Linked DNA regions of Homo sapiens: region 1 is linked to region 2. Evidence: chromatin loops called from intact Hi-C (ENCODE). Cell type or tissue: HepG2. All regions are shown on one strand. Links, peaks and the distances in the headings refer to the core of each region. The heading gives the core; the rest is flanking DNA. Region 1 has its middle 18 kb from the start of LINC02404. Region 2 has its middle 96 kb from the start of LINC02404.

Region 1 (2,919 bases), core at 192-2,691, 78 kb after region 2:
GTGATGACAAATATAGGCCTTCTCTCTCTACAACTCTTTAACCACCAACCATCCCATGGAGAATATGAATATCTTCCTTTTTTTTTTTTCCTTTTTGAGATGGAGTCTCGCTCTGTCACCCAGGCTGTAGTGCAGTCATGCTGTCTCAGCTCACTGCAACCTCTGCCTCCTGGGTTCAAGCAATTCTCCTGCCTCAGCCTCCCAAGTAGCTGGGATTACAGGTGTGCACCACCATGCCCGGCTAGTTTTTTGTATTTTTAGTAGAGACAGGGTTTCACCATGCTGGCCAGGCTGGTCTCAAACTCCCGACCTCGTTATCCACTCCCCTTGGCCTCCCAAAGTGCTGGGATCACAGGCGTAAGCCACCACACCTGGCCGAATATCTTCTTTTTAATCCACAAACCTGGTAACAGCCTTAGGGAACCTTAACTTAACTGTTGTTGAAGCGTCTAAGATGCCAATAGTGAATGGTGTCACTAAAACAAATTAATGTTTTTCAGTGTTAAATTTTTTTTAATTTTGTGGGTACTTAGTTGGTGTATATATTTATGGGGTACATGAGATGCTTTGTTACAGGCATGCAATGTGAGATAAGCACATCATGGAGAACGGGGCATCCATCCCCTCAAGCATTTATCCCTTGAGTTACAAACAATCCAATTACACTCTTTAAGTTATTTTAAAATTTACAATTAAGTTATTATTGGCTAGAATCACCCTATTGTGCTATCAAATAGTAGCTCACATTTATTCTGTTTCTTTTTTTTTTTTTACCCATTAACCATCCTCATCTCAGTTTTTTTGTTGTTAATAAAACAAGTGCAGCTCTCCATGAGAGCACCTTCTCTGGTTCATGCTTCTGGAAAGACAGTTCCTAAGGTGAATGGGCTCATGACTCACAAGGTAGCCTCTCTAGGGGCTACACAGTAGGTTGTTCTTCTCTAAATAGCACCCTGGGACACTGGGGTTCCAAAGAAAAGATGCCTAGACATCAACAACTGGAGCCTCATGAGACATCTAGGATCAGAAAGTGGTGGGTGATGGGTGTGTAGGTTTCGATTAGTGTTTAAATTCAGTAACAGCTTGTTTCTCAATAATATGGATTAACTGCGCTAGACAGAAGCCAAACCCTATCCAGTTTTCAATGTCAAAGCAATGGGAGAAGGGTTTCCAGCTCTGGCAGAAGGTCATCCAATAGGCAAGCCACTGAAAGACACCGATGTTGGGGAGTGTTGGTTGCTGCTGTGATCCCTGAGGCTCTGGTCCCTGAGGAAGTTTACTTGCCAAGTATGTCTGTTATCTCACTGATGCAACCTGTTTGACCACAAAGGAGAGAAAGTTTGTATGAACACTGCTGCTAAATTGTCTGTGCAAATACACATAAACGGCAAAGGCAACAACAGCACATAAAGAAAGAAAGGATATTCTTCATGGAAAAGGATTTATTTGGAGTGGTCTCTAGCCATTCTTCTTATTTTTCTTTCCTTTTCAATCAATAACTTTTCTCTAACCCTTTTAACTCTACCTGTTTAGGCATTTCCTGATTTACATACGTCTTTCTCCTTTTATACTGAGAAAGGATCTGTTTTTTTTTAAAATATAAATCTGTGTATATATATCTATATCTATAGATACAGATATGTATATGTTTTTCTGTAGGTATTAGATATAGATATCTGTATGTTTTTCTATAGGTAAAGATATAGATATCTATATAGATATGTATATCTTTTTCTATAGGTATAGATATAGATATCTATAGATATAGATATGTATATGTTTTTCTATAGGTAAAGATACAGATATCTATATAGATACATATATCTTTTTCTATAGGCATAGATATAGATATCTATAGATATAGACATGTGTATGTTTTTCTCCATTTTTTTTATTTTTCCTTTCTTTTCTCCATTAACTATTTATTCCTTTCTCAACTGCTCCTCATCCTTAATGATTGAGCCCAGGTATCACTTTCTCCACCAGAGTCTTTTCCTGCTTTGCAAGCCCCACGTCCCCAACCCCGACCAGGCGTATACTTTCCTTGTGTGTATGTCGATCACTGCATTCACAGAATTATGTGATAATTATGTATTTGTGTGAGTTCTTTGTTATTTTATGTAATCATCTTTGTTACCCAACCCAAGCACCCTGGTTGTCACATGGTTAGCCTTCAGCAGAATGAGTACAGTTTGGCATTGAGGCTCATAAAGGTTAAATGCGACCAAAGCTAGAAAGGTTTGGGAAGTAGCAGATGGAGGATTCTGGCCGAGTGTGTCCTGGCCCCCTAAACCACTGCCTCTTCAGATTAACCTACTTTCACAGTTCAGGAATGCCTGGCCATCTGCAGTAGATGGCTTGGTAAGAACAATATTCAGTTATTTCTCCTGAGGTTTTTCATCTTTTCCTCTATTTTCACTCTCCCAGCCAAGGCAGCCATCTGGTTCCTTAAAGAAAATCCCGAGGAGGAGCTGATGGGACATATTTCCTGGGTGCTTCCTGGGCCCTGCTGGCTTCTTGCATGGGCTTCTCTCATGGGAGGGATCTCTTTTCCTTATCCTTCCCCCAACTACCCTATCTCCAAATGCTAAGTCCTCCCATTAGATCTCCCTGTCCACAAATCCCCAGAAACTACAGATGCACTCTTCAGCCCTCTCCCTATCACACAGAGCTGTTAATAAAACAGTGTGTCACTGAAATGATCTTAGGGTTGTCTGATAGTCCCAGGGAGATTAGTGTTTCTTCCCACATCAACAGAAGCCATATAAATAGCCCATGTTTATTTGTGACTCGCTGATTTTTCTAGTTTTGTTTGGGAGAACAAAATCATAGTTTATTAGCCACAAACACACACACACAGACACACAGACACACACACACCCCTCTGATGTTACTCACCCAACAATTCAGCTTCATAGA
Region 2 (2,919 bases), core at 205-2,704:
TTTAATCTTCAGTTAAAGTTTTAAAATACTAAACTTTCTATATTTTCTGTTTTAAAATAGAGGCAATATTGTTGAACTTAGATAACTCTTTATAATATTTCTATTTCCTCTAATTTTTCTGGGTATTAATAACTTTATATATTGATTAATGTAGATTCAGCAGCAACTTCTATTAGACCTTTATCCACAGGTATGAGAAGCACAGTGGTCACTACTGGTTGGCCCACGTGTGGGGCAGTTATACGTGACATTCTATTAACTTCAGGAAACTGTGCAATACCTTATCTCCAGGTTTGTCTAAAATTGAATTTGGATTTCCACTCAGTGCTTTTGTGGTCCAGCAGTCATCAGATAAACTGCAATCTCTTTATTTAATATTTAGTTCAGGCTAATGGGCTGAATTGACTAAACACTCAAAATTCTCTCACAGAAAAACCAGGTTCCTCACTGAATTCTCTCTCAGTTATTTTTTCCTTGGAATATTTGTTAATACAATTGACTTTCACCGCCTGTACTAATAAAAGCAGAGCTCAGGTGCAGATTATCCAAAGTGAATGCGATCAGTCGCAAGAAGCTACTTGGAGGTATATAGAGACAGAATTGAGAAAGAGCTTTTTCAGCCTTTTAGAAGAGTCCTCACTAATATGGTTAGGATCTGTGTCCCTGTCCAAATCTCATGTTCAATTAGTAATCTTCAATGTTGGAGGTGGAGCCTGGTAGGAGATGATTGGATCATGGGGGTGGTTTCTCATGGTTTAACACCATTCCTCTTGATTATGTTGTCACAATAGTGAGCTCTCGTGAGATCTGGTTGTTTAAGAGTATGTAGCACCTCCTCCCCTGCTCTCTTGCTCCTGCTCCGGCCATGTAAGACATGCCTCACGCCCCCTTTACCTTTTGGCATGATTGTAAGTTCCCTGCGGCATCCCCGGAAGCTGATGCCACTATGCTTTCTATATAGCCTGCAGAACTGTGAGCCAATTAAATCCCTTTTCTTTTTAAATTACTCAGTCTCAGATAGTTCTTCATAGCAGTGTGAGAATGGACTAATACAGAAGATTGGTACCAAGTGGTGGGGCACTGAAAATGTGGAAGTGACTTTGGAACTGGGTAATGGGCAGAGGTTGGAAGAGTTCGGAGGTCTCAGAAGAAGACAGAAAGATGCGAGAAAATTTGGAACTTCTTAGAGACTTGTTGAATGGTTGTGACCAAAATTATAGTAATATGGACAATGAAGTCCAGGCTGAGGAAGTCTCAGATGGAAATGAGGAACATTCGGTACTGGAGAAAAGGGCTCTTTTATTATGCTTTAGTGAAGAACTTGGTGGCATTATGCCCATGCCCTACAGATTTGTGGAAGTTTGAACTTGAGAATGATGATTTAGAGTATCTAGTGGAAGAAAATTCTAAACAGAAAACCATTCAAGATGTGATCTGGCTGTTTTTAACTGCCTACACTCATATACGTGAGCAAAAAAATAACCTAAAACTGCAAGTTACGTTTAAAAGGGAAGCAGAGCATAAAAGGTTGAAAAACTTGCAGCCTGGCCATGTGGTAGTAAAGAAAAGCTCATTCAGGGGTGAAATTAAAGCAGGTGGCAAAAATTTGCATAAGTAAAAAGGAGCCAAGTGCTGATGGCCAAGACAATGGGAAGAAATCTTTGGAGGCATTTCAGAGAACTTCATGGCAACCCCTCCCATCACAGGTCCAGAGGCCTAGGAGAGAAGAATGGTTTCATGAGCTAGGCCCAGGGTCCTGATGCCCTGAACACTGGTCCCTGCATCCTAGTCACTCCAGCTCCAGTTGTGGCTAAAAGGAACCCAGGTAAAGCACAGGCCACTGCTTCAGAGGGTGCAAGCCCTAAGTCTAGGCAGCTTCTACATGGTGTTAAGCCTGTGGATGTGCACAGTACAAGAGTTGAGGCTTGGGAACCTCTGCCTAGATTTTGGAGGATGTATGGAAGAGCATGGATGTCCAGGCAGAAGCCTGCTGCAGGGGCAGAGCCCTCATGGAGGACCTCTACTAAGGTAGTGTAAAGAGGAAATGTGGGGTTGGAGCCACATAGAGTTCCCACTGGGGCACTGCTTAGTGGAGCTGTGAGAAAAGGGCTACCATCCTCCAGATCATAGAATGGTAGATCCAGTGGCAGCTTGCACTCTGTGCCTGGAAAAGCTGCAGACACTCAACACCAGCCTATGAGAGCAGCCATGGGAAGGGACCCCTACAAAGCCACCAGGGTGGAGCTGCCCAAGGCCTTGCCTCAGAGTGCTGTGGACGTGAGACATGGAGTCAAAGGAGACTATTTTTGAGCTTTGAGATTTAATGACTCCCCTACTGGGTTTCAGACTTGCATGGTGCCTGTAGCTACTTTCTTTTGGATGATTCGTCTCTTTTGGAATGGGAATATTTACCCAATGCCTGTGCCCTCATTGTATCTTGGAAGTAACTAACTTGTTTTTCTATATTTACAGGCTCATAGGTGGAAGGAACTAGCCTTGTTTCAGATGAGACTTTGGATTTTGGACTTTGGGCTTGTGAGTTAATGCTGAAATGAGTTCAGACTTTGGGGGATTACTGGGAAGGCATGATTGTATTTTGCAATGTGAGAAGAACATGAGATTTTGGAGGGGCCAGGGACAGAATGACATGATTTGGATCTGTATTCCTGCCCATATCTCATGTTTAATTGTAATCACCATTGTTGGAGGTGGGGCCTCGTGGGAGGTGATTGGATCATGGGGGTGGTTTCTCATGGCTTAACACCATTCCCCTTAGTGCTGTCATTGCAATAGTGAATTCTCGGGAGATCTGGCTGTTTAAAAGTGTGTAGCAACTGTCCCCTCTTTCTCTTGCTCCTGCTCTGGCCTCGTAAGACGTGCCTGCTTCCCCTTCACCTTCCGCCATGATTGTAAGTTTCC

The links. Hi-C counts contacts between places; a loop is a spot of excess contacts. Peaks named below come from ENCODE experiments on the same cell type or tissue, not always from the same donor. Only the 100,000 strongest peaks of a DNase experiment are listed, where the experiment ranks them.
Region 1: a loop joins it to region 2, with 33 times the contacts of the local background. A loop is called at or near these places in 3 of 110 quality-filtered maps.

What each region holds. Positions count from the first base shown.
Region 1 is chr12:91,892,032-91,894,950 of GRCh38, reverse strand. No RefSeq gene overlaps it. Among named protein-coding and RNA genes, the nearest start is that of LINC02404, 18 kb to the right of the region's middle. In HepG2, for the core only: no CTCF peak of the experiment used is centred there; no DNase peak of the experiment used is centred there.
Region 2 is chr12:91,969,791-91,972,709 of GRCh38, reverse strand. No RefSeq gene overlaps it. Among named protein-coding and RNA genes, the nearest start is that of LINC02404, 96 kb to the right of the region's middle. In HepG2, for the core only: no CTCF peak of the experiment used is centred there; no DNase peak of the experiment used is centred there.